Regions from separate parts of the Mus musculus genome. Here all the other regions are linked to region 3. The links are chromatin loops, found by intact Hi-C in ENCODE. Cell type or tissue: gastrocnemius. All regions are shown on one strand.

Region 1 (8,000 bases), 230 kb before region 3:
TTTGAGCAAATATTCCTAGCATCAGAATCTTCTATAGAAGAGAGAGCTGAGAAGCCATTTGGTGTTGGTCTGGTTATTGGTAAAGGAGAGTGATTTTGAAAAATTGCAGGCCATTCCCTGGCAGAGATAAAGACATAAGAAGATAAAGTTAAGCCAGGAAGTGGTGGCGCATGCCTTTAATCCCGCACTTGGGAGGAAGAGGCAGGCGGGTTTCTGAGTTCGAGGCCAGCCTGGTCTGCAAAGTGAGTTCCAGGATAGCCAGGGCTATACAGAGGAACCCTGTCTCAAAAAAATCCAAAAAGATAAAAAATAAGAAACACCAAAAAGAGAAGATACAGTTTGATCTCACCCCTATGTGCAAGTGGATTGGACATATCTGCAAAGGAGTCCCCTCTAGTTGGAAATTCAACATACATTGGACCAAAAGGGTATGAATTTGTATTATGAATTTATGTGAGTTTATCCATATTTGCTTGTGTAAAAGTCTTTCCTACTGTGAGGGTGGCTCTCTTCTCCTGGTTTAAGAGAAGTTTATTGCTCCAAACTTCCCCCAAGCTTAGCAAGCAAGAGGCATCTGGACAAGAGGGAAAGGCTCTAGCAATGACTCCTTTACTTAATCACCCACTCCCTTTCCTTAGAGAACTTTCATAGGAAACTTTTTAGAAGAACTTGGAAATAAAGATTAAAGACATGTTTAAAAGTGTCCCACATTTCTTCCTGTGACTTCAACTAGCATGCTGGAAGTTAGAGCAGCCCAGTTTCTGTGGAGATAGAACAAAAGCTACTCACTTAATCCCCTGCCTTTTAAGAGGAGGCTCTAAATACCAGAGAGCCTTGCCTCAGAGGAACTCGGGCAGGTCAGCTTCAGCTGCCAAGCGACTGAGACTTAAGATAGGCAAATGTCTTAATACTAAACAGCAACCCTAAACATCCCTGAAAACCAAGTCTTGTCACCTCAGACACTCTTCCCCCTCCACTGCCTGAAGAGGAACCAAGAATGGTCAGGGCTGGTCCCCTGTATCCCATCACCCCCACTCCAGCTACTTAGCCTCCTGCTCCTTCCGGTTAAGGGCAGTGGTCACACGCTCACCATGTCGCCACGTTGTAGATCGCTGGCAATTCCCTAAGGCCCCTGTCAGCAGACATCAAAACACAACAGATCAATCTTTCAGCCTGCTCGCAACGGAGAGAATGCAGAGTAGGGGAACAAGGCACACTAAAGAACACGCCTCTACTCCTATTGGCGGGCCTATTCGGAGGCCCTGATTGGTTCGTGAGTCTTGATTGACATGAGCACCTCCCTTACGGTTAGAGTGCGCTGAAGGCACACAGCATAGGGCTTCCCAGCTCGGGTTTCTTATCCAGGAGCTGACCCTTTTCAGATCTGCAAGACTTTCTTTCAGTCCCGTCCTCCAATAGTCTATCTTTCTGTCATCCAGAACTCAGCAGGAATTTCTTCTTCCTGCTCCTCCAAGGCCGCCGCCGGTTTTCCTCCTCCTCACTCTGTCCCATCCTCCACCAAGGAATCAAAAGCCACACCTTGCATAGTACAGTATTCAACTTGGAGCCGAATAAACTATAGGTTGCAAGGATAATTACAATTAAAGAGAGATTTTTAGGACATAAAATATGATGTTTGCTCCTCTCATTTTACACTGACATCAGGAAAACCGCAGCTAATATGCAATTGCTACATATGAGACTCCAGACAACCCTGGGGGAAAAGCAGGGGATGGATGCCAATCACTATGGAGCACTGTTGTTAGCCAGCACGGTTTCCTACGTGGGAAGGTGAAAAAACATATCTGTATTAGTAAAGGTTTTCCAGATGAACAAAACTCGGAGCATGGATCTCTCAAAGTATGCAGAAATTGGATAGATAAGAATGGCTCACAGAATGTGGCCCCACTAGTAAATCAATGACTGTACCAATGAAGAGTTGAAGAAAACAGTAGTTCCTGTATGTCTCAGCTGGTGTTCAGCACGTAACAGAATTCCAAAGATGGAGCCTTAATGTCAGAAAAATAAAAAGACCTTGCAAGCCAGTATGTGGGAAGAAAAGAGAAAGAACTACCATCTTCAATATCCTTTATATATGTAGGCTCACAGCAGAATTTCTTGTTAACCAAAACCTCCAGAGTAAAGAAGGGTTTTCCCATGTTAAATGGTGAAAATAATAAAAACCCCTCACAGTGCCCATCTGTTTGGTTTTAGGTAACTGAACTCCTGTAACTACAGTCATTTGAAATAATTGCATTGGTGGCAACAACAGTTGACAGGAAGTTCAGTTTTTATCCAGATTCTATCTTTTTAGATTTATATATTTATTGTTTTATGTATATGAGTACAATGTAGCTGTACAGATGGTTGTGAGCCTTCATGTGGCTGTGGAGAATTGAATTTTTCAGACCTCTGCTTCACTATGGTCAGCCACACTAACTTAGTCCCTGCTTGCTCTGGCCCAAAGATTTATTTATTATTATTATACATAATTACACTGCAGCTGACTTCAGACACTCCAGATCTCATTATTAAAAGTTGTGAGCCACCATGTGGTTGCTGGGATTTGAACTCAGGACCTTGGGAAGAGCAGTCAGTGTTCTTACCCACTGAGCTTTCTCCCCAGCCCCTTTATCCAGATTATTAATTGCCTGGTCTGCAGACCACAGTAATGGCCAATCAAGGTGATTATCAAGATGGAAAATTGGTGACCTCAATACTCATTGCTAATGTCAAGTACAGCCATACCAGGAAAACGTTCACCTTCAAAGCCTAGCCTAGAAGAGATGCAGGACTATCTTCCCATCATGTGGCTTTAGAGACAGGATTAGATGTTCAAGGCAATTATCAATTACATAGCATGACCCAGCCTGGGCTTCAGGAGACCTTGTCCTAAGCAGCACTTGTAAAAGAAATTGAAAAAAATTCTTATGCCTGGGAAACATCACAGAATGGATACAAGTAAGATTTCAAAGCAGTGCTGCATTTAAAGGGAACCAATAATTGACTTTTTAAAAACATAAATATTATTGAAAGAACACATAGCCATTCTGACTTTGTAAAAGAATAGTCCATTTCCTGGTAGAAGGAATAACATCTTTCAAATACTGTTTGACCTTGCTTCTATGTGGATTGTTGCCTGCTGAGACCTGTAACTTGACACACACACAACTACAGCCAATGAAGGCCTGTGTTTTAAATTTCTGAGCTGACTTAATTATGTCAATGAGGATTGCACATATCTCATAGGACAATAGTAACCTAACTGCAATTTGAATATTCACTGGCTTAACTGACATCACAAATCATACACCTACCGATCTAGTCTGCTTTCATTTACCCAACATGAATTAAGACATGCTACAAAATTATAAAATTACCTCCATGCCAGCATCAGGCACTTTCATTATGGCAACTCCAGCAGCTGATTACCCACCCTGTTTCCCCCATTAGTGTACACAATAAAGTTCTTCCTATTCTGGTCAGGATGCAGAAGCTATGCCCCTCATGCAAATGCTTTTCCTATGGACTCAGTAAACAGTTGATTACATGACTCAAATGCATAATTTTAAAACACAGTGGTGGTACAGATGTTAACTTAAGAATTTAGTTGATTTAAACAATAGGATTGCAATGTTACTGCCCTGAGACATAATAGAGTGGAATGAGAGCTACATGACTCACCATAGGAAACCTTGTCTCAGAAATAATTTTCTGAAAGGCTGGAGGTATAACAGTTAGAATTAGCATCCTTTCATAGGAAAAGATCACTCATTCATCTTTGACTGATGCCCAAAGAAGAGCCAGCCTAGAACAGAATTTTTAGTTCCCAATATGCTGTTATACCTAAGTCTCTCTTAGGTTTGGGCCACAGCTATAGTTTGAACAATAGTCACTTAGGCAGATGGAGATTTACAGAGTAAATCCATCTTCTAGTCCATAATGTATGATCTAAAAAGTAAGTTTAAAAGATGTATCAATGCCACAACTCTCCAATATACAATGGACAGAGAATACAAATACAGAAAATATCAAGGAAACATCATCTAACAGCACTGTGGTTACCGTTCTTACATGAGCAGGTTTGCTGAGCTAGTCTAACCTCAGAATAAGGCTGCTTTTTTACTCAGCAACTTGGTTCAGAGGAAAGGCACAGGTGCTTCTCTGTAGGACCAGAAAGAAGTGCATCCTGAATGCTGTGTGTCTCAAGGCTGTGACATCTCTGTAGAAGATTCCATATTTTATACGTTATTTTTATTTTATGTATGTGTTTTGCTGGGTCCTGTCTGTGTGCACTACCTACAGTGGTCAGAAGAGGGCAGTATATCCCTCTGAATTTCAGTTACAGCAATTGAATTACAGCCTTGAGGTTTTTTTGGAATGCAACCTGCATTACCTGGAACAACATCCAATGATCATGACTATATCTGTGTTTATTATATTTTCCTTGTAAAATAAATGTTTATGCATTTAAATTAGAACATAATACAACACTTCATGTAACCTTTACCTTTTTACATTTTTCTAATATATATTCCCAATAATGTCAAATGAGGTGGGAGATTTGGTAAAAACATGCTAGCCTAGTGAACTAACTTCATTTCCTTAACTGTATGCAAAATACCTATTTACAAGCTTGAATGTACAACTAAACTGCTAGATGCTCAGAAATCTCTTTGTCTATGCCGGTTTACACAGATAGTCTACATTTCTCTTGAGCTCACCGAAACCCAGGAGGACTCCTTTGCTCTTTCTTCAAATCCTGCCTTATCTGTGTCCTGCTATTTCTTACCACTCGGCTTCCACAATGCTATTCTAAGTCAAGAGATAGAGACAGAGTCCAAAGAGAGTGCCCACCAGGAGAAAGCTCAAATGTCTTATTGCTACAAAACCAGGCTGTATCTCCCTTACTACATCCATGGCAGGCTGCAGCAGGTCAGCTCTAGGGGGAGGTAGTGGTGGGAGGACCCAGGTCAAGTCTGTAGGGAGCTGAAACTTCTCACCTTTACAGAAGAGCATCTCAATGCCATCCAAGCTGACTTTGCCCCAAGTCACTCAGCAAAGACCTCAAGACCCCTCCCAAGTAACTTGCCTTAAACTGGGCAGGCACTTTCCATTTTTTAGCATTCTCTTGTTTTGAGGCTTTGGCTTTCAGAGGCACACCCAAAATACACCGTTCCAAGACACACCTAGGTGCATCTGAAAGGGCAAAGTCTTTACTAAGCTTGGATATTTGAATACCAATTATGCTTTCTAAGAACCATATGCAAATATCCTTAATCAATTTATCCCCTTACTTCTCCCCTCTCCATCCTAAATTCTTCCCTGAAAGTTTCTTCCTTGTTATATACATGTGTGACTATGATGACTCAAATACATAAATAAAATTTGCTGACTGCATTTCTATTGGATATGTGTATATGATTCAAGGACTGACTGACTTGCATTGATTAGCCAAATAGGGAACTCATTGCCTGGGGCTAATTCCCCTACTTAAGAGGTCCACTCTTTAATAAGCAATAGGACTTGGGGAGCACAAATGACAGATTAGGATGAAAATAAGATAGGCCCTGTTCTCTGTGAAGTAGATAAAGTACCTACTGTGAGTCCAAAAGCTACAAGTGGATTATTTTTATTTAAATAATAAAATTATTTACTGAGTGAGCTTTTTGCTATTTGTGGTGGCAAACCTCTCCTACCTTAGATATAGAGGTAGCTGTCACCCAAATTCCCGACAATGATTATCCTATACCTTTCGCCTACTCCTCTGAAAGACTTCCAGGTACTGGAAAATAAGTATGCAATATAGGAGTAAAGGGCGACATTCCCATCTAAACTCATTATCTTGCTTCAACTCTTATAGAGTGAATCCTGGCTCTTACCCTACCACACTCTTTCATGACTGTCAATGAGACTGTTATGATTCCAACATACAAAGCTAAGAATAAACAATATTCCACAAAGAGTCAAAGCATATCAACGATGGAACAGACCAAAGCAAGACCTAATCCAGCAGGAAAATATGAAATCATGAAGTTCATTGTTCAGCTTCTTCAGATAGTGATGAAATTGCCTGACTACAATAAACTTAGGCATCCCTAGTCTTCCACCTCTGTCTCTGAAGCACACATGGCTTCACTTTTAGGCCGATTCCACGACTTGCTTGTAGCTCTTTTCAAAGATTCTCTTATTGTCACAAATACCTTGTGTATGGTATTATATTTTACTTTATTGAAATTGGGTTAGTGAGGAAGGAGAGATCTTTCAGTTGTTACGAGCACCAACTGTAGAAGCAGGCTTCATTCCTAGTATTTACATGGCAGCTCACTATGATCTACAACTGTTTAGTTCCACAAAAACATAAGGTCCAAATTGTTACATATGAGCTGTCAACTGTTATTTTCTGTAGTATTTCCATAAATGAGACCTTTTCTGCATGTCTTTCATATAGATTCTAAAATGAATGGCATGAAAATATACTTCTATACTACAGAGGAACAAAACAAAGTTGCTTGAGTTACTCTTTCATTCAGCAATGACATGTGAAATAAAGTATCAAATGTATATTCTAGTCTACGATTTCAGGGGAAATAAATAAACTATACCAAAAACAAAAAAACAAGCTTTTAAACAATTTGTGTTGTTATTTGTCAAAAATCCTAATCTACAGTGAGAAGAGTTTATTCTATCTACAAACACAGAATCCCCGACCACAGATAGATTCACAGTTCAATTTTGGACCATGTTTTATTTTCACTCCCTTTGTTTTCTGTGTTAAACCATACTTACTGGTATAATTTTCCTCTGCCCAGGTCACTACATGAATGAGCAGGACTACTGTCTCTCTAACAACCCTTCCCAGTCCCAGCAGATCAGATTCTGATAGCTCAGCCAACCTGCTCTTCCTGACCATGGAAGTTACCATCCTAAACACTGGCTGCCACACTCAGCACAGTATTGCTTGTAGGGCTGCTTCAGAGGAGAATCTTAGAATGAACCCACAAGGTTTCTCCTACTGTAGCTACTGAGTGTTAGCTCTTTCCAGCGTCCATCACTATCTAGGTCACCCTGCTGGACCTCAGGAAAGTAGCAGCACTGCTAAGGATGGGAAGAGATCAAATGACTCAGAGAGGCCAGGCCTATTGAGCTCTGCCATTCCACAATGGGTGCAGACAGGGTCCTAGACTGGGAAATTTTAGATATGAAGAAGAACTTGCAGTCTTCCAGAGCATGTCTACTTGATTTATTCAATCAAGGAACAGGGTACATCATGTGTACATTCTCTTACACACCTACAGTTAGTTCTGCCATCAATTTGCTTCATAGCTGGGAAGTCCTGCAGACAAACATAGGTCACATTCAAACAGTAACTGTTGTTCACAGAGAAATATCCCTCATGAAAAACAATAGATTGTCTATGAAGGAATTCGGAGACAGAAGAGAGATGGTGGGAATGCTGTAAGTATAATGGAAAATACAGCTTTAAAGTGGAAAAGGCTTGATGATTATGTTCTCCAGAAGGAGGGAAGTGTATTAGAGCACACCAAGTGTTACTCAGGCCTAGTCTCTCAGGAGGATCATCTTAAAACTTGGAAAAATGTCTCATTCGGTAGGAACACAATCATTACCTAGATATTATTCTTGGAAGAACTAGTGTAACTACAGTAATCTGACATTTTAGCAAGTTCAGCTTTTTATCCAGATACTTGATTGTCTGGGGTTGGATAGAAAAATGGGTCAGCAGGACAGTTATCAATCATCTAAAATTGATTACTTCAATGCAAATCTTAAGTACTGTCAAAGCAGAGATATTATCACCTCCTTTTGTCCTGACCCTTTCTGGGCTATGACTAAACATATCTCAAAGTTGGTCACAAAATTCAATTCTTGCACAGGTGCAGCTTCATTGGACAGTCCCAACAGAAAACAGAAGTTGGATGACAATCATTCACTGGCCTATCTTTCCTTTCAATGCAGTCAAAGCCCAGGCTGGGAGAGGT
Region 2 (8,000 bases), 90 kb before region 3:
CTCCGCTGCCTGAAGAGGAACCAAGAACAGTCAGGGCTGGTCCCCTGTATCCCATCACCCGGACTCCAGCTGCTTAACTCCCTGCTCCTTCCGGTTAAGGGCAGTGGTCACACGCTCACCATGTCGCCACGTTGTAGATCGCTGGCAATTCCCTAAGGCCCCTGTCAGCAGACATCAAAACACATCACACCAATTTTTCAGCCTGCTCGCAACGGAGCGGAACGCAGAGCAGGGGAACAAGGCACACTAAAGAACACGCCTCTACTTCTATTGGCGGGCCTATCCGGAGGCCCTGATTGGTTAGTGAGACTTGATTGACATGAGCACCTCCCTTAGGGTTAGAGTGCACTGAAGGCACACAGCATAGGGCTTCCAAGATCGGGTTTCTTATCCAGGAGCTGACCCTTTTCAGATCTGCAAGACTTTCTTTCAGTCCTGTCCTCCAATAGTCTATCTTTCTGTCATCCAGAACTCAGCAGGAATTTCTTCTTCTTGCTCCTCCAAGGCCGCCCCCGGTTCTCCTACTCCTCGCTCTGCCCCCTCCTCCAACAAGGAATTAAGAGCCACACCTTGCAGAGTACATTATTCAACTTGACAAAGAGTGAACTATAGGTTCCAAGGATATTTACAATTAAAGAGAGATTTTAGGACACAAAATGTGATGTTTGCTTCTCTCATTTTACACTGACATCAGGAAAACCGCAGCTGATATGCAATTGCTACATATGAGACTCCAGACAGCCCTGGGAAAAAAGGAGGGGATGGATGCCACTCACTAAGGAGCATTATTGTTCGCCAGCACATCTTCCTACTTGGGAAGGTGAAAAAACATGTCTGTATTAGTAAAGGTTTTCCAGATGAACAGAATTCAGAGCATGGATCTCTCTAAGTATGCAGGAAGTGGATAGATAAGAATGGCTCACAGAATGTGGCCCCACTAGTAAATCAATGACTGTATCAATGGAGAGTTGAAGAAAACAGTTGTGTCTATAGGTCTCAGCTGGTGTTCACCACGTAATAGAATTCCACAGATGGAGCCTTAATGTCAGAAAAATAAAAAGACCTTGCAAGCCAGTATGTGGGAAGAAGAGAAAGAGAAAGAACTACCATCTTCAATATCCTTTATATATTTAGGCTCACAGCAGAACTTCTGGCCTTGATTAATTTTTTTCATCTCAATCTAAACTTGCAGATTAAAGAAGGGTTTTCTCATGTTTATTGGTGAAAATAATAAAAACCCCTCAAAGTGCCCATCTGTTTGGTTTTAGGTAACTGAACTCCTGTAAGTACAGTTATTTGAAATAATTACATTGGTGGCAACAACAGTTGACAGGAAGTTCAGTTTTTATCCAGATTATTTCTTATTAGATTTATATATTTATTTTTTATGTATATGAGTACACTGTAGCTGTACAGATGGTTGTGAGCATTCATGTGGCTGTGGAGAATTGAATTTTTCAGACCTCTGCTTCACTCTGGTCAGTCCCACTCACTTAGTCCCTGCTTGCTCTGGCCCAAAGGATTTATTTATTATTATTATACATAATTACACTGTAGCTGACTTCAGACACTCCAGATCTCATTATGGATATTTGTGAGCCACCATGTGGTTGCTGGGATTTGAACTCAGGACCTTGGGAAGAGCAGTCAGTGTTCTTACCCGCTGAGCCTTCTCCCCAGCCCCTTTATCCAGATTATTAATTGCCTGGTCTGCAGACCAGAGTAATGGCCAATCAAGGTGATTATCAAGATGGAAAATTGGTGACCTTACTACTCAATGCTAATGTCAAGTACAGCCATACCAGAAAAATGTTCACCTTCAAAGCCTAGCCTAGAAGAGATGCAGGACTGTCTTCCCATCATGTGGCTTTAGAGAAAGGATTAGATGTTCAAGGCAATTCTGAATTACATGGCATGAGCCAGCCTGGGCTTCGGGAGACCTTGTCCTAAGCAGCACTTGTAAAAGAAATGGAAAGAAATTCTTACGCCTGAGAAACATCACAGAATGGATACAAGTAAGAGATCAGAGCAGTGCTGCATTTAAAGCAAACCAATAATTGACTTTTTACAAACATAAATATTATTGAAAAAACACATAGCCATTCTGACTTTGTAAAAGAATAGTCCTTTTCCTGGTAGAAGGAATACCATCTTTCAAATACTGTTTGACCTTGCCTCTATGTGGATTGTTGCCTGCTGAGACCTGTAACTTGACACACTCAACTACAGCCAATGAAGTCCTGTGTTTTAAATTTCTGAGCTGACTTAATTATGTCAATGAGGATTGCACATATCTCATAGGACAGTAGTAACCTAACTGCAATTTGAGTATTCACCGGCTTAACTGACATCACAAATCATACACCCACCGATCTAGTCTGCTTTCATTTACCCAACATGAATTAAGACATGCTGCAAAATTATGAAATTACCTCCATGCCAGCATCGGGCACTTTTCATTATGGCAACTCTAGCAGCTGATTACCCACCCTGTTTCCCCCATTAGTGTACACAATAAACTTCTTCCTATTCTGGTCAGAATGCAGACGCTATGCCCCTCATGCAAATGCTTTTCCTCTTGACTGAGTAAACAGTTGATTACATGACTCAAATGCATAATTTTAAAACACAGTGGTGGTACAGATGTTAACTTAAGAATTTAGTTGGAACTGGGCGTGGTGGCGTTCACCTTTAATCCCAGCATTCAGGAGGCAGAGGCAGGCAGATTTCTGAGTTCTAGGCCAGCCTGGTCTACAGAGTGAGTTCCAGGACAGCCAGAGCTACACAGAGAAACCCTGTCTCGAAAAAACAAAACAAAACAAAAATGAATTTAGTTGGGTTAAACAACAGGATTGCAATGTTACTGCCCTGAGACATAACAGAGTGGAATGAGAGCTACATGACTCACCAGAAGAAACCTTGTCTCAGAAATAATTTTCTGAAAGGCTGGAGGTGTAACAGGTAGAATTAGCATCCTTTCATAGGAAAAGATCACGCATTCATCTTTGACTGATGCCCAAAGAAGAGCCAGCCTAGAACAGAATTTTTAGTTCCCAATATGCTGTTGTACCTAAGTCTCTCTTAGGTTTGGGCCACAGCTATAGTTTGAACAATAGTCACTGAGGCAGATGGAGATTTACAGAGTAAATCTATCTTTTAGTCCATAATGTATGATCTAAAAGTAAATTTAAAAGATGTATCAATGCCACAACTCTCCATATACAATGGACAGAGAACACAAATACAGAAAATATCAAGGAAACATCACCTAACAGCACTGTGGTTACCGTTCTTACGTGAGCAGGTGTGCTGAGCTAGTCTAACCTCAGAATAAGGCTGCTTTTTTACTCAGCAACTTGGTTCAGAGGAAAGGCACAGGTGCATCTCTGTAGGACCAGAAAGAAGTGCATCCTGAATGCTGTGTGTCTCAAGGCTGTGTCATCTCTGTAGAAGATTCCACATTTTATACGTTATTTTTATTTTATATATGTGAGTCTTTTGCTGGGTCCTGTCTGTGTGCATTACCTACAGTGGTCAGAAGAGGGCATCATATCCCTCTGGATTGCAGTTACAGCAATTGAATTACAGCCTTGAGGTTTTTTGGAATGAAATCTGCATTACCTGGAACAACATCCAATGCTCATGACTATATCTGTGTTTATTATATTTTCCTTGTAAAATAAATTTTATGCATTTAAATTAGAACATAATACAACACTTCACGTAACTTTTACCTTTTTACATTTTTCTAATATATATTCCCAATAATGTCAAATGAGGTGGGAGATTTGGTAAAAACATGCTTGCCTAGTGAGCTAACTTCATTTCCTTAACTGTATGCAAAATACCTATTTGCAAGCTTGAATGTACAACTAAACTGCTAGATGCTCAGAAATCTTTGTCTATGCCGGTTTACACAGATAGTCTACCTTTCTCTTGAGCTCACCTTAACCCAGGAGGGCTCCTTTGCTCTCTTTCTTCAAATCCTGCCTCATCTGTGTCCTGCTATTTCTTAGTACTCTGCTTCCACAATGCTATTCTAAGCCAAGAGATAGAGATAGAGTACAAAGAGAGTGCCCACCAGGAGAAAGCTCAAATGTCTTATTGCTACAAAACCAGGCTCTATCTCCCTTACTACATCCTTGGCAGGCTGCAGCAGGTCAGCTCCAGGGGGAGGTAATGGTGGGAGGACCGGGGTCAAGTCTGTAGGGAGCTAAAACTTCTCACCTTTACAGAAGAGCATCTCAATGCCATCCAAGGTGACTTTGCCCCAAGTCATTCAGCAAAGACCTCAAGACCCCTCCCAAGTAACTTGCCTTAAACTGGGCAGGCTCTTTCCATTCCTTAGCATTCTCTTGTATTGAGGCTTTGGCTTTCAGAGGCACACCCAAAATACACCTTTCCAAGACACACTTAGCTGCATTTGAAAAGGCAGTATCTTCCTAAGTTTGGATATTTCAATACAAATTAGGTTTTCTATTAACCATATTCAAATATCCTTCAACAATTTATCCCCTTACTTCTCCCCTCTCCATCCTAAATCTTCCCTGCCAATTTCTTCCTTGTTACATACATGTGTGACTATGAAGACTCAAATACATAAATAAAACTTGCTGACTGCATTTTTATTGGTTATGTGTATGATTCAAGGACTGACTGACTTGCATTGATTAGCCAAATAGGGAACTCATTGCCTGGGGCTAATTCTCCTACTTAAGAGTTCCCCTCTTTAATAAGCAATAGAATTTGGGGAGCACAAATGACAGATTAGGATGAAAACAAGATAAGCCCTCTTCTCTGTGAAGTAGATAAAGTACCTACCTCGAATCCAAAGCTACAGGTGGATTATTTTATTTACCGAGTGAGCTTTTTGCTATTTGTGGTGGCAAACCTCTCCTACCTTAGATATAGAGGTAGCTGTCACCCAAATTCCCCACAATGATTATCCTATAATTTTTGCCTACTCCTCTGAAAGACTTCCAGGTACTGGAAAAGAAGTATTCAACATAGGAGTAAAGGGCAACATTCCCATTTAAACACATTATCTTGCGTCAACTCTCATAGAGTGAATCCTGCCTCTTACTCTACCACAGTCTTCCATGATCTTCAATGAGACTGTTATGATTCCAACATACAATGCTAAGAATAAACAATATTATTCCACAAAGAGTCAAAGCATATCAACGATGGAACAGACCAAAGAAAGACCTAATCCAGCAGGAAAATATGAAATCATGAAGTTCATTGTTCAGCTTCTTCAGATAATGATGAAATTGCCTGACTACAATATACTTAGGCATCCCTAGTCTTCCACCTCTGTCTCTGAAGCACACATGGCTTCACTTTTAGGCCGATTCCACGACTTGCTTGTAGCTCTTTTCAAAAATTCTCTTATTGTCACAAATACCTTGTGTATGGTATTATATTTTACTTTATTGAAATTGGGTTAGTGAGGAAGGAGAGATCTTTCAGTTGTTACGAGCACTGACTGTAGAAGCAGGCATGGCATTTACATGGCAGCTCACTATGATCTAGAACTATGTTTAGTTCCACAAAAACATATGGTCCAAATTGTTACATATGAGGCGTCAGCTGGTATTTTCTGGGGTATTTCCATAAATGAGACCTTTTCTGCATGTCTTTCCTATAGATTCTAAAATGAATGGCATAAAAATATACCTCTATACTACACAGGAACAAAACACAGTTGCTTGAGTTATGCTTTCATTCAGCAATGACAACATGTGAAATAAAGTATCAAATGTATATTCTAGTCTATGATTTCAGGGGAAATAAATCAACTATACCAAAAACGAAAAACAAGCTTTTAACCAATTTGAATTATTTGTCAAAAATCCTAATCTACAGTGAGAAGAGTTTATTCTATCTACAAACACAGAATCCCCGACCACAGATAGATTCACAGTTCAATTCTGGACCATGTTTTGTTTTCACTCCCTTTGTTTTCTGTGTTAAACCATTCTTAGTGGTATAATTTTCCTCTGCCCAGGTCACTACATGTAAGAGCAGGACTACTGTCTCTCTAACAACCCTTTCCAGTCCCAGCAGATCAGATTCTGATAGCTCAGCCAACCTGCTCTTACTGACCATGGAAGTTACCATCCTAAACACTGGCTGCCACACTCAGCACAGTATTGCTTGCAGGGCTGCTTCAGAGGAGAATCTTAGAATGAACCCACAAGGTTCCTCCTACTGTAGCTACTGAGTGTTAGCTCTTTCCAGCTTCCATCACTATCTAGGTCACCTGCTGGACCTCAGGAAAGTAGCAGCACTGCTAAGGATGGGAAGAGATCAAATGACTCAGAGAGGCCAGGCCTATTGAGCTCTGCCATTCCACAATGGGTGCAGACAGGGTCCTAGACTGGGAAATCTGTAGTTATGAAGAAGAACTTGCAGTCTTCCAGAGCATGTCTACTTGATTTATTCAATCAAGGAACAGGGTACATCATGTGTACATCCTCTTACACACCTACAGTTAGTTCTGCCATCAATTTGCTTCATAGCTGGGAAGTCCTGCAGACAAACATAGGTCACATTCAAACAGTAACTGTTGTTCAAGGAGAAACGGCCCTCATGAAAAACAATGAATTGTCTGTAAAGGAATTCAGAGACAGAAGAGAGATGGTGGGAATGCTGTAAGTATAACGGAAAATATAGTTTTAAAGTGGAAAAGGCTTGATGATTACGTGCTCCAGAGAGGAGGGAAGTGTATTAGAGCACACCACGTGTTACTCAGGCCTAGTCTCTCAGGAAGATCATGTTTTTTAAAGATTTATTTATTATTATATCTAAGTAAACTGTAGCTGACTCCAGACGCACCAGAAGATCTCATTAGATTAGATCTCATTTCGGGTGGTTGTGAGCCACCATGTGGTTGCTGGGATTTGAACTCAGGACCTTAAGAAGAGCAGTCAGTGCTCTTACCCACTGAGCCATATCGCCAGCCCTCAGGAGGATCATCTTAAAACTGTAAAAAAAAAAAAAAAAAAAAAAAAAAAAATTGTCTAACTTGGTGGCAAGACAATCATTACCTAGATATTATTCTTGGTAGAACAAGTATAGCTACAGTAATTTGACATTTTAGCAAGTTCAGCTTATCCAGAATCTTGATTGCCTGGGGTTTGATAGAAAAATGGGTCAGCAGGACAGTTATCAATCATCTAAAATTGATTACCTCAATGCGAATCTTAAGTACTGTCAAAGCAGAGATCTTATCAACTTCTTTTGTCCTGAAGCTTTCTGGGCTGTGACAAAACATATTTCAAAGTTGGTCACTAAATTCAATTCTTGCACAGGTGCAGCTTCATTGGACAGTCCCAACAGAAAACAGAAGTTGGATGGCAACCATTCACTGGCCTATCTTTCCTTTCAATGCAGTCAAGGCCCAGGCTGGGAGAGGTGCAGGACTGACATCCAAGCTTGTGGCAGCAGAGACAGGATTGGAAGATCACATTGATTCTAAATTACAGAGTATGAGCCAGAGTATGGTACAGGAGATAATGCTCTAAACAGAAATAAATAATCAACAGCACTCTTAAAAAATTAAAAGAAAATTTTAATGACTGGGAAGTACTGGAGAATGAAAACGATTAAGGGACAATAACAGAGATGCATTTTCAGGAAATCAAATTCAAGAATTGAAATCACAGGGGGTGGTGGTGGCGCACGCCTTTAATCCCAGCACTCAGGAGGCAGAGGCAGGTGGATTTCTGAGTTTCAGACCAGCCTGGTCTACAGAGTGAGTTCCAGGACAGCCAGGACTACACAGAGAAACCCTGTCTCGAAAAAACAAACAAACAAACAAACAAACAAACAAAAAACTGAAATCAATTAGAAACTCTTTAAAAATTTAAACATCATTGAAAAGTTCTCACACATCTACACCAATTTTCAAAAAAAGGAGAGCATCCCTGGCAGTGGGAATGCTGTTAAGAAGATGGGGTTTTACCTCACCCCATGAGCAATGTTAGCTGTTGAGT
Region 3 (8,000 bases):
GAGAAAGGAGGTCCAGTGACAGGCCCAAATTGGGATCCAGCTCAAGAGGAGGCCCCAAGGCCTGGCCTGACACTGTTACTGATGCTCTGTGGCGCGCTTGTAGACAGGAGCCCAGCAAGAGTCCCAACAAGCAGCTGTAAGTCAGATGCGGATAGTAGCACCCAACCAATGGACAGAAGCCGGGGACCTCTGTGGTTCAACTGGGGAAAAGCTGGAAGAAGCTGAGAAGGGCGGCCCCACAGGAAGACCAGCAGCCCCAACTAACCTGGATCCCTGAGATCTCTCAGACACTGAGCCACCAACCAGGCAGCATACACCAGCTGATTTGAGGCCCCTGACACATATACAGCAGGGGACTGCCTAGTCTGACCTCAGTGAGAGAAGATGCACCTAACCCTTGAGACACTCGAGGCCCAGGGAGTGGGGAGGTCTGGTGGGATAGGGGTGGAGGGGTGGGGTCATCCTCTTGGAGACAGGGTGGGGTGGGTAGGAGGTATAGGATGGGGAGAGATCGGGTGGGGGCAGACTGGCAGGGGGATGAAGACTAGACTATAAAAAAGGATTAGAGAATAAAAAAAGAAAAAATTATTTATTTCAGTGGTTATGGGGTGCTGCACAGTGGACAAACTCGGGTGACTCGGGAACAATTCTGAGCTGCAGAGAGCGCATCCAGAGGATGTGAGTTACTGGCTCATGAACAGCTCAGACTGAGAGCCAGAACCAAGGCTGCTCTTGTGTCTCCATGGGAGTATCTGTTCTTGAATCCTGTCAAGAGCACTATAAGATGCTCAAGTCATCCCCTCCCTTGTAATTCCCACAAGCCATGTCCCTAACTCACTACAGTGATCTCTACTCAGCAGCCCTACAAGGTAAAGGCCAGAAGACACCTTAGGTTTATCCTTATGAACCCTGTTGACCTCCTTTTGAGACAACACCCCTCATTGGCTTGGAACTCACCAGGTAGGCCGTACTGACTGGCCAGTAAGCCCTAAGCATCATCCTGTCCCCACTGCACCAGCACTAGGATTTCAAGTGCATTCTACCATACCTGACATTTTTTATGTGGGTCCATGGGGTTACAGTCAGGTCTTCAAGTTTGTAACTAATACACTTTGTCTACTGACTGTAGGTACGCCCAACCACAGCTCAACATTCTGACTTTATGATTTGGTGTTCCAGATACCTGATGGTATAATCAGACATGTCTTCTCTGATGCCTAGCACACCCTCATTGGTGTGTTTGGAGTCTACCTTTTCTTTAGAACTATAATCTAAGGAGGCCCATGGTTATTTGGACTGGCCATTAGAGCCTGTGCTTTATTTTAAAACTTAAGGCAAAACCCTTGTGTCTTGAGTCTCTCTAAATTCAAGCATGATGGCTATATGCCATGAATAATAATACCCCTTTGTTTCCAACGCAGTTGGTCTTCAGATGTTAAAGGCTGCAGTGATGGAGTTGGGGAACCCATTTAAGTTGTCATCCAGCCATTGCTGACACAGTGAGCTACACTGAGTTAATTCTCCTTCTCTGTCCTTCTACTGCTCCTCAGTCAAAGGGTCTCCTCCTCAGTGGGTCTTTACCCACTTCCTGGGACTGAGGCAAAGGCTTAGCCCAGACGTGGTGGTTGTCAACTCAACGCATCTGGGAAGAAAGAACTTCCGTTGAAGAAGTGCCTCCATCAAATTGGCATGTGGGCATGTCTTACCGGATGTTTTCTTGACTGTTAATTGATGGAGGAGGACCCAGCCCACTGGGTGTGACACTATCCCTGGGCAGGCGAGTTTGGGCTATGCAGCAGAGCAAGCCAGGTGGGTGAGCCAATAAGCAGTATTACCCTGTGGTCTGTACTTCACTTTCTATCTCCAGGGTCCTGCCTTGAGTTCTCACCTTGACTTCCCCCAGGGCTGGGCTGTAAGATGAGGTGACCCTTTTCTTCCAAGTGGTCCTGAAAATATTAGTCCTGTCTAAACAAATGAAAGCTTGAACTTACTTGGCTCTCAAGGGCAAGTCAAGGAGACTGAAGCAATGTCAAGGAGGGGCTGTCTTAGTGACTCTGAGAGAAGGCCATGGGGCCTTTGTGAACTTTGAAACTGAAGAAGTCACAGGCCAAATACAGGCAGCTTCCAGAAGCTGAAAAGGACTCCTCTAACAAAGAGGGAAAATACTTCTAGTGTACTACAAAATGGAACTGAACTCCACCGTCAACCGAAGCTCACATTAACCTAAGCTCACCTGGAAGCAAATTCTTCCCACTCCCAGCTTCTAGGTACTGAAGAGATCAGATTGGCTGGTTTATGGACCCTAAGTAGATAAAGCTGGCAGTCCTCCTCCGATTTAGAATACAGATAATCAATGGGTGATTAGGTATTCCAAGCCTTCTCTGATTTAGTGAACAGATAATCAATGGGTGTTTTAAGCCTCTAAGAGGCTTAAAGTACACAGCGGCAACAGAAAACCAACAGTAAGCATTGAGTCTCACTCGGAAGCAGAGGATGTGTGTGCTTAGAGCCTAGTGAGAGTGGAGTATCCCTACTCTTACTCATGGTGGCACATGCCTGTAACTCCAGCATCCAGGGGCGTAAGGCGAGAATATTGTAAATTCAAGGCCAGCTAGAACTACCTAGCAAGACACTGCTTAAAATAAGTAAATAAATAAAATCCTCTAATACCTGAAGCTTTTTAAGTACCAGTATGAGCTCATGCATGGCAGATTCTGTACCTGACCCTGGGTTGCAGGTTAGAGTACTTAGAACATATACTGTATGAAGTTACATGCAGGTGATGGGTACAAGGTCTATGAGAAACACAATTGAGTTTTGTGTTCATTCCCAAAACAACTCATTATGTTATTTGCAAAAATTTCAAAATCTGAAATCCTGATAGTTCTGCCCCTTAGCATTTTGGATGAAGGCTATTCAGTTCCATCCAGACAATCAGAACAAGGTCCCCATGGGAGCCCTGCCATTTTTCTCTCCCAGGGGAATGTTGGGAAGAAGGTAGATGAAGATTCCCAGTGGAGATTGCAAGGTAGGGAGAAGAGAGAGGGGTTTCTGGAGTTGCCTCCGGTGCTTTGTCTAGTGAGTAAAAGAAAAGATAGACTTCCAGACTAGGAACTAAGTGGAAAGATGCTAGTCTATCTACTCACCTTTCTGTAAATAGCAAATATAGTTCCGATGGAGGCCAGGCAGTCAATGTTTGAAGATCCATCCAGAGGGTCAAAGCAAACCACATATTTCCCCTACATCACAGACAGAAAAGCACCCCGTCAGCACAGCTACCTATTGGCCCAACTGTGCTATATTAGAGCTGCACGCGACTGACGTTTGTCCCAGCAAAGACATTTAGACCCATGAGCCTTCCATTTCTGCAATGCCAAAAGACATTGCTTATGGACATAGCTCAACAGGTATCGGTTATATGTCTGGTGTATGCTGAAAAATACACTCACAACCACTTGCTGCAAGGCTCGGGTGGTGGAACTGATGTTCAAACGCAGAACAGTATTGTGACTGAAGGTTGACCGAATTTTTGACCACCAGCAAACTTCAGTCTTTAATAAGTCTCTGTGACTCTGCTGAATGTAACCCCTTTCCGTGCGCTAGCAAACTCTGCCGAGGGCACAGGATTATCATAAAGTGTTCCCCGAATTCGTCTATTTGCTAGGCTAATCTATTTGGGAAGAGCCACTCCCTGCAAGAGATTGCAGCCCTCTTCCAGACAGGGGTAGTGAAGGCCATAGATAAGAAATCTTGGGGGTGGGGGTGGGGCTGAATCAGAGACTGCTCTGTACAGCTCTTGTCAAAGAGAAGACTTCCCCAAATAAACCCTCCTTATCCCTGGACTCTACAAAGTCCAAGTTCATCAAAATGACGCCAAGGCCTGTTTACTGACGCACTGAACAGGAGACCACGTACAATTTCCCGCTGAAGAACTGAGAAATGCTTTGTTTCCAGAAAACAAAAGTCCTAAAATACAGGACAATCCCAGAAAAAGTTTAAGCAAAACAATCCGTTCTCTCAGCCCAGTAGCGCCATCTACTGCTGACGGGAGGTACTGCAGCCGGCGCTAGACTCACCCTCCTCTCCTGGGCTGTGATCACCGCCTCTTTATTCTCTTCGGAGACGAGCACACAGGTGCTGTAGGAGGACTGAAGCATGTTGATGACCAGGGAGTTGGACAGCACGTCCAGTTTCTTCACCTCATCTCCTGTCACATTCACGCTCCCCGAAATCCCATACCTAAGAAGACAAGGGTAGATTAAGTCACCGAAGGGGTCTTAATCCCAGCAAAGAATGTGAGGAGCCCAAACCAACAGTACAGGTACCCTTCTCCCCCGTGCCTCTTCCATCTCCAAATTATAAATACATAGGGAGCGTGCTATGACCCAAAGCAGTGATACTCAAGGTTACTTCCTTTGCACCTTGGGGGCATTGTCACGTCTCCTTGGTCTTCCAAGGAAGTTGACCAGATCCAGTCTCACTAAAATGCAGACTCCTGCGTGGCACTGGCAGCTAGAGGGAACGGGAGAGCCCCTAAGGATAACTAAGGGTACCAAAGAGTGGATGGTCATAGCTTTTCGACACTGGAACATCAAGCTTCAACTTCAAACATCTCTACAGAGGCTTGTGTTTTAGAGCCATAATACACAATCTCCTCCTCACACCTCAAGCCTTCAGGGTGTCCCCGATAACCTCGGGCTCGTCTCACTCTGGGCTGCTTTAATTCTGTCAATCTGAAGCAAATTCGAGTCACCTAGGAAGAGGGAACCTCAATCGAGGAATGGCTTCAGGAGATTGGCCTGTGGAAACATCCGTTTTCTTTGTTACTGACTGATGTGAGAGGCCCACCCAACTGTGGATGGTGTCACCCCTGGGTGGGTGGTGCTGGGTAAGCCAGTAAACAGCGTTCTCCGTGCCTTCTGCTTCAGTTCCTGCCTCTGGGTCCCTGCCTTGAGTCCCTGCTCTGACCGTCCCCCCACCCCCCACGCCTCCCCCCTCCCGCGCGCCCCAGTGATGGACTGCTTTCCTCCTCCAAGTTGCTTTTAGTCCTGGTGTTTATCACAGCAATGGGGAAGCTAACTAACCCACACTCAGAGCCAGGTCCTGCTGAACTATGGAGAAGGGGTGGCAAAAAAAAAAAAAAAAAAAAAAAAAAAAAAGCCATTTGCCCTCTTCCCTTCCCTTTAATTCCATTTATTTGTTGAAGAAATCCTCAGGTGATGCGAACAGGTGTCTCTAGTTGAGAGCCGCGTATGGACGCTGACGTCCATAAAAGCACCCCTCCCCTTTCTCTAACTGACGGCGTCCCCTCCCACTTTACTCCCATCCAGAATTTGATGTATGGTATGATGAGCCTTGGGAAACAACCTCACGTCAAACGTCATGACCTCAAAGGCTGTTACCCCTTGGTTCAAAACGGCAGCGTGTAAGCAAACAAATAGAACAATTAAATTGGTTTGCTCTGCCTCAGGATCACAGTCTCCTATGTAAGCAGCTGTTGCTGGGGCATGAAGAGCTGAGCAAATGTGTACAGCCTGCCACCTACTGGCCATGTGCGTGAATGCTGCCCAACACATCTGTAAACCACGAGGTCCTGTCACGATGCCTAAAGGCTGGACACAGCTGCACTGGACAAGGCCAGGGTACCTGCAGCCCCTGTCTCCTCCCCACCCCCGTGGCTGCTCTCTGTGTGAGGAGGTTAGGGTTTCCCCACTATGAAGAGCAGTCCAGGGACCTAGGACTCTGTCTGACACCACTTCCAGGGCTGAGCCTGCCACCAAGTGGTCAATCACCACATAGGCCAGTCTGTAAGTTTTTCCTCGAATGGTCTCAGAACCATGGTAGCTAATAGTGGGGCATGTCTTGAGTATTTATCACTGTCAGAACCATAGCCCTAATGACTTACTAACCCTTGTAACAGCCCTTTGTGTTAAAACTATTAGTAGCTCCCAGATTTACAAACATGGAGGTCTTAGCGAGAATAAACCATATTCCACAGCTACAAGGTAAGAAAAACCAAGTTAAATAAAGCACTTAACTATCTAGACCTTCATGGCCCTTGGTCGGATGCTGAACCACTGAGAAGCAGACTGTGGCAGATACACAAGGAACGCTGCCAAGAGAGTTGCTGTGGAGCCGAGAGGCCTGCACGGAGGAGGGGTTAAAAGTGTGGGCAAAAGTCCTGAGTGGCCACAGGAAACCGCCCTAATTATAGCAGAGCGGGAACACAGGAGTAGCAAAGACGCTATCTAATGTTACTCGGGGATGATCTTCACACATGCAGGCAACGCCCATTCTGGAAGCATGTTCTTAAAGGCAGAGAGCGCTTGGCCGTTCTTGCCGAATGAAGTAATCACACAGTTAAGGGACAGCACGGGCCGGGGAAAGAGCCAATCAATCATCTTTAATTTGGGTCCTGTTATCTGTTCCTAAACACGTACATAGTAAGCTCTGTGGTGGTTTTATGATTGCAATTATGAAATTAATGCTGTCACAGTTTGGGAATAAAGGCACCACACGATCGAGAATAAACATTTTAAATAGGTGGACTTTGTTGGCTCTTCTTCGAGGGTCCCCCCCCCCCACACACACACACATGTATGTCCCTTCCTTCGACTTCAGAGGGGCCCTTCACTGGAATCAAAATGGAAGTCCAAAGGAAGTGATTTCTTTTCATCATGCCTTAAAACCGTACTCCTGGCTGTGGCCAAGAGCAACTCCAGCATGAACGTGGCCCTGTTTTGCAAAAGAGAACCAAGCAAAGGTGCTCTGCTGTGCCTGCCCCAGCCCAGCCTGTCCAGATTCCTGAACACCACGTGAAGATGGAGAAAACTGAGCCAGGTTCTTTTCATGACAGTCAAGCCCCCTTAACCTGTGTTCTGGTGATTTCTACCCCACAATACTGACAGAGGTCATGACAACTGAACACACCTGTACGGGGTAAAAAAAAAAAAAAAAAAAAAAGGCATCAAAACACATTTTAAAGTCCCATTAAGACTTTGCAAATATAAGTAATGAGAATTCAATATAGGTTTTGAGGCAACAAGCTATAGTGTTACCATTATAATCCCAAGTAACCGGTAGTCACACTTTTCTCTGCAGTTTGTTGCTAAGCAGTTTTTCCCTTTCCTTGCAAAACATGCCAAAGGCTGCTTTATCAAAGCAGGCTTAAAGAATTTAAATGCAGTGTCCTTACGGCACAAAGAGCAAATTAGCTTTGGACCCCGTTTCTAGCACAAGCACCGGTCTGTGGCTTCCACACCCTGGCTTGGGTTGCCTGCGCATGCTCTCCAGGACTTACAGGTTGGCCAGGCCGGCCTTGCGCACTGCGGAAGAGATGGCTTTGATGGCAGTCAGCATCGAGTTGAGCAGCTGGGTGAGTTCTCCGGTCCCTTTGGCCTGTCGCCCCTTTTCCATAACGTAACGGGTCAGGGTCAGCATGTCTGTCTCAAAGGGGCTTCTGTCCGTCATTGTGCAAATGAGATCCCAAAGCCTCCCTTTGCTCCTTGTAGAAATCCTTGCTCTCTCAAGGCAGCAGCCTCACAGCCTACTCGTTGAAGACACACCTGCACTTGACTGTGCCAAAGTCCGAGGGAAATGAACCCCACCCCACGTGACTCAGATAGCCGGACAAGCCCTCAAGGAAACTTCCCTGGCCTCCCTCCCTGACGGTGGCAGCTGCCACAGTGCAAGAAGCAGGCTGTAAATAGTACTGCGCTACAGGGAAGGGCTGGCCTCAATCTCTACACCCAGTTTTGTTTTGTTTGATCCTAAGAAGCCAGGATCAGCCACAGGTGAAAGAAGACTAGCTAATAAAATGACTCACAAATTCCTCCTATGGGAAGCAAGAGGGCTTTCTGCAGCTAGCCGCCACTGTGTGTCATTCTGCACGGTTGAGACTCTCAGATGGCATATTGGCAGATTCTTTATCTGGGGCATAGGTCACATAACAAACTAATGGCAATCCCAGGGTGACTGGAGCAAGAGTTCTTTCAGGCTTG
Region 4 (8,000 bases), 390 kb before region 3:
TTACAAATGAAGAACAAGTCACAAAAAAAAAAAAAGGTGACTTTTAACTTGGAATCTAATTTTAACCTTAATATTAATTTGTAAAAGAAAGAAAAACTGGAGTCTGCAAGCCTATCACAAATACAATTTTGATTATTTCCTGTGTTTGAGATAGGGTCTGATACAGACAGACAGCTGACTTTGATTCACTAATCACAATATAATGTATAATAAATATTAAAAGTATAATAGATAGCAGGATGTATGCGCTTTTGAGCAAATACTCCTAGCATCAGAATCTTCTATAAAAGAGAGAGATGAGAAGCCATTTGGTGTTGGTCTGGTTATTGGTAAAGGAGAGTGATTTTGAAAAATTGCAGGCTATTCCCTAGCAGAGATAATGACATAAGAAGATAAAGTTAGGCCAGGCAGTGGTGGCGCACGCCTTTAATCCCAGCATTTGGGAGGAAGAGGCAGGCGGGTTTCTGAGTTCGAGGCCAATCTGGTCTACAGAGTGAGTTCCAGGCCAGCAAGAGGTATACAGAGGAACCCTGTCTCAAAAAAAATCCAAAAACAAAACAAAACAAAAAACAAAAAGCACTAAAAAGAGAAGATACAGTTAGATCTCACCCCTACGTGCAATGTGAGCTGCGGAGAGACGTAACCTAACACACAGCTTCTCAACACTCTGAGCTGAAGTAACTGTGCAAGTGGATTAGACATATCTGCAAAGGAGTCCCCTCTAGTTGAAAATTCAACATACATTGGAACAAACTAACCGCTCAAAAGTATAATAATTTGTATTATGAATTTATGTGAGTTTATCCATATTTGCTTGTGTAAAAGTCTTTTCTACTGTGAGGGTGGCTCTCTTCTCCTGGTTTAAGAGAAGTTTATTGCTCCAAACTTCCCCCAAGCTTATCAAGCAAGAGGCATCTGGACAAGAGGGAAAGGCTCTAGCAATGACTCCTTTACTTAATCACCCACTCCCTTTCCTTAGAGAACTTTCATAGGAAACTTTTTAGAAGAACTTGGAAATAAAGATTAAAGACATGTTTAAAAGTGTCCCACTTTTCTTCCTGTGACTTCAACTAGCAGCTGGAAGTTAGAGCAGCCCAGTTTCTGTGGAGATAGAACAAAAGCTACTCACTTAATCCCCTGTCTTTTTAAGAGGAGGCTCTAAATACCAGAGATCGCAGCGTCCAGCCTTGCCTCAGAGGAACTCGGGCAGGTCAGCTTCTGCTGCAACGCGACTGAGACTTAAGATAGGCAAACGTCTTAATACTAAACAGCAACCCTAAACATCCCTGAAAACCAAGTCTTGTCACCTCAGACACTCTTCCCCCTCCACTGCCTGAAGAGGAACCAAGAATGGCCAGGGCTGGTCCCCTGCATCCCGTCACCCCGACTCCAGCTTCTTAGACCCCTGCTCCTTCCGGTTAAGGGCAGTGGTCACACGCTCACCATGTCGCCACGTCGTAGATCGCTGGCAATTCCCTAAGGCCCCTGGCAGCAGAGATTAAAACAAATCAGACCAAGCTTTCAGCCTGCTCGAAACGGAAAGGAACACAGAGCACCGGAACAAGGCACACGGAAGAACACGCCTCTACTTCTATTGCCCTGCCTATCCGGAGGCCCTGATTGGCTAGTGAGACTTGATTGACATGAGCACCTCCCTTAGGGTTACAGTGCGCTGAAGGCACACAGCTTAGGGCTTCCCAGCTCGGGTTTCTTATCCAGATGCTGACCCTTTTGAGATCTGCAAGACTTTCTTTCAGTCCTGTCCAACAATAGTCTATCTTTCTGTCATCCAGAACTCAGCAGGAATTTCTTCTTCCTGCTCCTCCAAGGCCGCCGCCGGTTCTGCTTCTCCTCGCTCCGCCCCCCTCCTCCACCAAGGAATCAAGAGCCACACCTTGCACAGTACATTATTCAACTTGGAGCAGAATGAACTATAGGTTCCAAGGATAATTACAATTAAAGAGAGATTTTTAGGACATAAAATGTGATGTTTGCTTCTCTCATTTTACACTGACATCAGGAAAATCGCAGCTAATATGCAATTGCTACAGATGAGACTCCAGACAACCCTGGGAGAAAAGCAGGGGATGGTTGCCAATCACTATGGAGCACTATTGTTAGCCAGCACATCTTCCTACGTGGGAAGGTGAAAAAACATATCTGTATTAGTAAAGGTTTTCCAGATGAACAGAACTCAGAGCATGGATATCTTTAAGTATGCAGAAAGTGGATAGATAAGAATGGCTCACAGAATGTGGCCCCACTGGTAAATCAATGACTGTACCAACGGAGATTTGAAGAAAACAGTAGTGCCTTTATGTCTCAGCTGGTCTTTAGTATTTTTCAGCATTCCAAAGATGGAGCCTTAATGCTAGAAAAATAAAGAGACCTTGCTGGCCAGTATGTGGGAAGAAGAGAAAGAGAAAGAACTACCATCTTCAATATCCTTTATATATGTAGGCTCACAGCAGAAGTTCTGGCCTAGATTAATTTTTTTTCTACTTAACCAAAACCTCCAGAGTAAATAAGGGTTTTCCCATCTTAAATGGTGAAAATAATAAAAACATTCACAGTGCCCATCTCTTTGGTTTTAAGTAACTGAACTCCTGTAACTACAGTCATTTGAAATAATTACATTGGTGGCAACATCAGTTAACAGGAAGTTCAGTTTTTATCCAGATTCTTTCTTTTTAGATTTATATATTTATTTTTTATGTATATGAGTACACTGTAGCTGTACAGATGGTTGTGAGCCTTCATGTGGCTGTGGAGAATTGAATTTTTCAGACCTCTGCTTCACTCTGGTCAGTCCCACTCACTTAGTCCCTGCTTGCTCTCGCCCAAAGATTTATTTCTTATTATTATTATACATAATTACACTGTAGCTGACTTCAGACACTCCAGATCTCATTATGGATAGTTGTGAATCACCATGTGGTTGCTGGGATTTGAACTCAGGACCTTGGGAAGAGCAGTCAGTGTTCTTACCTGCTGAGCCTTCTCCTCAGCCCCCTTTTCCAGATTATTAATTGCCTGGGCTGCAGACCAGAGTAATGACCAGTCAAGGTGACTATTAAGATGGAAAATTGGTGACCTCACTACTCATTGCTAATGTCAAGTACAGACATACCAGGAAAACTTTCACCTTCAAAGCCTAGCCTAGAAGAGATGCAGGACTGTCTTCCCATCATGTGGCTTTAGAGACAGGATTAGATGTACAAGGCAATTATCAGTTACATGGCATGACCCAGCCTGGGCACAGGAGACCTTGTCCTAAGCAGCACTTGTAAAAGAAATGGAAAGAAATTCTTATGCCTGGGAAACATCACAGAATGGATACAAGTAAGAGATCAGAGCAGTGCTGCATTTAAAGCGAACCAATAATTGACTTATTACAAACAGAAATATTATTGAAAAAACACATAGCCATTCTGACTTTGTAAAAGAATAGTCCATTTCCTGGTAGAAGGAATAGCATCTTTCAAATACTGTTTGACCATGCTTCTATGTGGATTGTTGCCTGCTGAGAACTGTAACTTGACACACACAACTACAGCCAATGAAGGCCTGTGTTTTAAATTTCTGAGCTGACTTAATTATGTCAATGAGGATTGCACATATCTCATAGGACAGTAGTAACCTAACTGCAATTTGAGTATTCACTGGCTTAACTGACATCATAAATCATACACCCATAGATCTAGTCTGCCTTCATTTACCCAACATGAATTAAGACACACTGAAAATTATAAAATTACCTCCATGCCAGCATCAGGCACTTTCATTATTGCAACTCTAGCAGCTGATTACCCACCCTGATTCCCCCATTAGTGTACACAATAAACTTCTTCCTATTGTGGTCAGAATGCAGAAGCTATGCCCCTCATGCAAATCCATTTCCTATTGACTCAACAAACAGTTTATTACATGACTCAAATGCATAATTTTAAAACACAGTGGTGGTACAAATGTTAACTTAAGAATTTAGTTGTGGGGGGCTGGTTAGATGGCTCAGTGGTTAAGAGAACTGACTGGTCTTCCAAAGGTCCTGAGTTCAAATCCCAGCAACCACATGGTGGCTCACAACCATCGGTAATGAGATCTGACGTCCTCTTCAGGTGTGTCAGAAGACAACTACAGTGTATAATAAATAAACAAATCTTTAAAAAAAAAGAATTTAGTTGGTTTAAACAATAGGATAGCAATGATACTGCCCTGAGAGATAACAGAGTGGAATGAGAGCTACATGACTCACCATAGGAAACCTTGTCTCAGAAATAATTTTCTAAAAGACTGGAGGTGTAACAGGTAGAAATAGCATCCTTTCATAGGAAAAGATCACTCACTCATCTTTGACTGATGCCCAAGAAGAGCCAGCCTAGAACAGAATTTTTAGTTCCCAATATGCTGTTGTACCTAAGTCTCTCTTAGGTTAGGGCCACAGCTATAGTTTGAACAATAGTCACTTAGGCAGATGGAGATTTACAGAGGAAAACGACCTTCTAGTCAACAATGTATGATCTAAAAGTACATTTAAAAGATGTATCAATGCCACAACTCTCCATATACAATGGACAGAGAATACAAACAGAAAATACCAAGGAAACATCACCTAACAGCACTGTGGTTACCGTTCTTACGTGAGCAGGTTTGCTGAGCTAGTCTAACCTCAGAATAAGGCTGCTTTTCTTAATCAGCAACTTGGTTCAGAGGAAAGGCACAGGTGCTTCTCTGTAGGACCAGAAAGAAGTGCATCCTGAATGCTGTGTGTCTCAAGGCTGTGACATCTCTGTAGAAGATTCCATGTTATATACATTATTTTTATTTTACTTATGTGAGCCTATTGCTGGAACATGTCTATGTGCATTACCTACAGTGGTCAGAAGAGGGCACTATATCCCTCTGAATTGCAGTTACAGCAATTGAATTACAGCCATGTTGTTTTTTAGAATGCAACCTGCATCACCTGGAACAACATCCAATGCTCATAACTATATCTGTATTTATTATATTTTTCTTGTAAAATTAATTTTATGCATTTAAATTAGAACATAATACAACACTTCATGTAACCTTTACCTTTTTACATTTTTCTTTTTTTTTTTTTTAAAGATTTATTTATTTATTATATGTAAGTACACTGTAGCTGTCTTCAGACACTCCAGAAGAGGGAGTCAGATCTTGTTACGGATGGTTGTGAGCCACCATGTGGTTGCTGGGATTTGAACTCCTGACCTTCAGAAGAGCAGTCGGGTGCTCTTACCTACTGAGCCATCTCACCAGCCCACCTTTTTATATTTTTCTAATATATATTCCCAAAAATGTCAAATGAGGTGGGAGATTTGGTAAAACCATGATAGCCTAGTGAGCTAACTTCATTTCCTTAACTGTATGCAATATATCTATTTACAAGCTTGAATGTACAATTAAACTGCTAGACGCTCAGAAATCTCTTTGTCTATGCCCATTTACATAGTCTACCTTTCTCTTGAGCTCACTGAAACCCAGGAGGGCTCCTTTGCTCTCTTTCTTCAAATCCTTCCTCATCTTTGTCCTGCTATTTCTTACCACTCTGCTTCCACAATGCTATTCTAAGTCAAGACATAGAGACAGAGTCCAAAGAGAGTGCCCACCAAGAGAAAGCTCAAATGTCTTATTGCTACAAAACCAGGCTCTATCTCCCTTACTACATCCTTGGCAGGCTGCAGCAGGTCAGCTCCAGGGGGAGGTAGTGGTGGGAGGACCCGGGTCAAGTCTGTAGGGAGCTGAAACTTCTCACCTTTACAGAAGAGCATCTCAATGCCATCCAAGCTGACTTTGCCCCAAGTCACCCAGCAAAGACCTCAAGACCCCTCCCAAGTAACTTGCCTCAAAATGGGCAGGCACTTTCCATTCCTTAGCATTCTCTTGTATTGAGGCTTTGGCTTTCAGAGGCACACCCAAAATACACCTTTCCAAAACAGGCCTAGCTGCATCTGAAAAGGCAAAGTCTTCCTAAGCTAGGATATTTCAATACAAATCACTCTTTCTAAGAACCATATGCAAATATCCTTTAACAATTTATCCCCTTACTTCTCCCCTCTCCATCCTAAATTCTTCCCTGCCAGTTTCTTCCTTGTTACATACATGTGTGACTATGAAGACTCAAATACATAAATAAAACTTGCTGACTGCATTTTTATTGGTTATGTGTATGATTCAAGGACTGACTGACTTGCATTGATTAGCCAAATAGGGAACTCATTGCCTGGGGCTAACTCTCCTACTTAAGAGTTCCCCTCTTTAATAAGCAATAGGACTTGGGGAGCACAAGTGACAGATTAGGATGAAAATAAGATAGGCCCTCTTCTCTGTGAAGTAGATAAAGTACCTACCTTGAATCCAAAAGCTGAAAGTGAGCTTTTTGTTTTTTATGGTGGCAAATATCTCCCACCTTAGATATTGAGGTAGCTGTCACCCAAATTCCCCACAATGATTATCCTATACTTTCCTCCTACTCCTCTGAAAGACTTCCAGGTACTGGAAAATAAGTATGCAACATAGGAGCAAAGGGCAACATTCCCATTTAAATGCCACATCTTGCTTCAATGCCTAGAGAATGAATTCTGTCTCTTACACAACCACACTCTTCCATGACCATCAATGACAGCGTTATGTTTCCAACATACAATGCTAAGAATAAACAATATTATTCCACAAAGAATCAAAGCATATCAAAGAAGGAACAGACCAAAGCAACACAACATCCAGCAGAAAAATATAAAACCATGAAGCTTATTTTTCAGCTTCTTCAGATAATGAAATTGCCTGACTACAATATACTTAGGCATCTCTGGTCTTCCACCTCTGTCTCTGAAGCACACATAGTCTCACTTGTAGGCCAACTCCACTATGTGCTTGCAGCACTTTTCAAAGCTGCTCCTCTTGTCCGAAATACCTTGTGTATGGTATTATATTTTACTTTATTGAATGTGGGTTAGTAGGGCTGGAGAGATCTTTCAGTTGTTAAGAGCACCAACTGGAGAACCAGCCTTCATTCCTAGCATTTCCATGGCAGCTCACCTTGATCTATAACTATAGTTCCCCAAAATCCTAAGGTCTAAATAGTTACCTATGAGCTGTCACCTGGCATTTTCTTGGGTATTTCCATAAATGAGAGCTTTTCTGTGCATCCTGTCATATGGTCTCAAAAGTTAATGGTATAAATATATACTTCTATACAAGGGAACAAAACATGTTTGAGTTACTCTTTCAGTCAGGAATGACAACATGTGATGTAAAGAATCAAACGTATGGTTTTGAAAGACCCCTAAAGAGGGGAAACCCTCAGACAATCCCCCCCAAGAACTCAGGAGAGACTGTCCTTGCTGCAATCACATGAGGTTTATTGACAGGAACCAGCGCGCTGGGGCTGACTCCTGGAATCCCATGCAGGGGTTGGAGAGGAGATATTTACAGGAAAAAAACCCAGAATCCAAAGGGGTAGGGAGGGCTTTATTGGAAAATACCGAAATACCAGTGGAAAAAATCACAAGGGGAAACTCCCTGCTTCTCAAGATTGTTCTCAAGTTTTAATGTAACTTTTGTGGTCAGCCAGTTCCTGGAAAAAGGTCACTGAAGCAGCTTGTGTAATTATCTGTCCTGTGGTTAGTCAAGTTCCTGGAACAGAGTCACTGAACTGGCTAACCTACATTCTTGGCTCTACTCTGTTTGCTAGAGGGGTTGGTGTTATTAGACGCGTTCTCACGACCGGCCAGGAAGAACACCACAGACCAGAATCTTCTGCGGCAAAGCTTTATTTCTTACATCTTCAGGAGCCAGGGTGCAGGAAGCAAGAGAGCAAGAAGCAAGAGAGAGAAGCAAGAGAGCAAGAAGCAAGAGAGAGAGAAAACGAAACCCCGTCCCTTTTTAAGGAGAATTCTCCTTCGCCTCGGACGTGTCACTCCTTGATTGGCTGCAGCCCATCGGCCGAGTTGACGTCACGGGGAAGGCAGAGCACA

What was found. Hi-C counts contacts between places; a loop is a spot of excess contacts. Peaks named below come from ENCODE experiments on the same cell type or tissue, not always from the same donor. Only the 100,000 strongest peaks of a DNase experiment are listed, where the experiment ranks them.
Region 1: it touches region 3 in a loop (12-fold over the local background); 35 of 42 quality-filtered maps call a loop at or near these places.
Region 2: it touches region 3 in a loop (9-fold over the local background); 26 of 42 quality-filtered maps call a loop at or near these places.
Region 4: it touches region 3 in a loop (8-fold over the local background); 22 of 42 quality-filtered maps call a loop at or near these places.

Annotation. Positions count from the first base shown.
Region 1 is chr13:62,622,948-62,630,947 of GRCm38, forward strand. It overlaps 6720489N17Rik (RIKEN cDNA 6720489N17 gene), which reads right to left and starts at 1,235. Exons shown (of 3, transcript NM_173381.1): 1 at 1,091-1,235. The coding sequence starts at 1,093. In gastrocnemius, a CTCF peak has its summit at 4,315 (motif pointing right); DNase peaks (open chromatin) are centred at 1,255, 4,311 and 7,035; H3K4me3 peaks cover 1,029 bases; H3K27ac peaks cover 511 bases.
Region 2 is chr13:62,760,463-62,768,462 of GRCm38, forward strand. Mir713 (microRNA 713) reads left to right here and starts at 277; the gene lies at 277-384. It also overlaps Platr25. In gastrocnemius, a CTCF peak has its summit at 3,525 (motif pointing right); DNase peaks (open chromatin) are centred at 267 and 3,540; H3K4me3 peaks cover 662 bases; H3K27ac peaks cover 281 bases.
Region 3 is chr13:62,850,828-62,858,827 of GRCm38, forward strand. It overlaps Fbp2 (fructose bisphosphatase 2), which reads right to left and starts at 7,573. Exons shown (of 7, transcript NM_007994.4): 1 at 7,301-7,573; 2 at 4,077-4,239; 3 at 3,147-3,239. The coding sequence starts at 7,470. In gastrocnemius, CTCF peaks have their summits at 4,053 (motif pointing left), 5,584 (motif pointing left) and 5,810 (motif pointing left); DNase peaks (open chromatin) are centred at 4,047 and 5,606; H3K4me3 peaks cover 3,044 bases; H3K27ac peaks cover 2,950 bases.
Region 4 is chr13:62,465,264-62,473,263 of GRCm38, forward strand. It overlaps Zfp935 (zinc finger protein 935), which reads right to left and starts at 1,549. Exons shown (of 4, transcript NM_178875.4): 1 at 1,444-1,549. The coding sequence starts at 1,446. In gastrocnemius, a CTCF peak has its summit at 4,888 (motif pointing right); DNase peaks (open chromatin) are centred at 1,623 and 2,080; H3K4me3 peaks cover 1,933 bases; H3K27ac peaks cover 1,181 bases.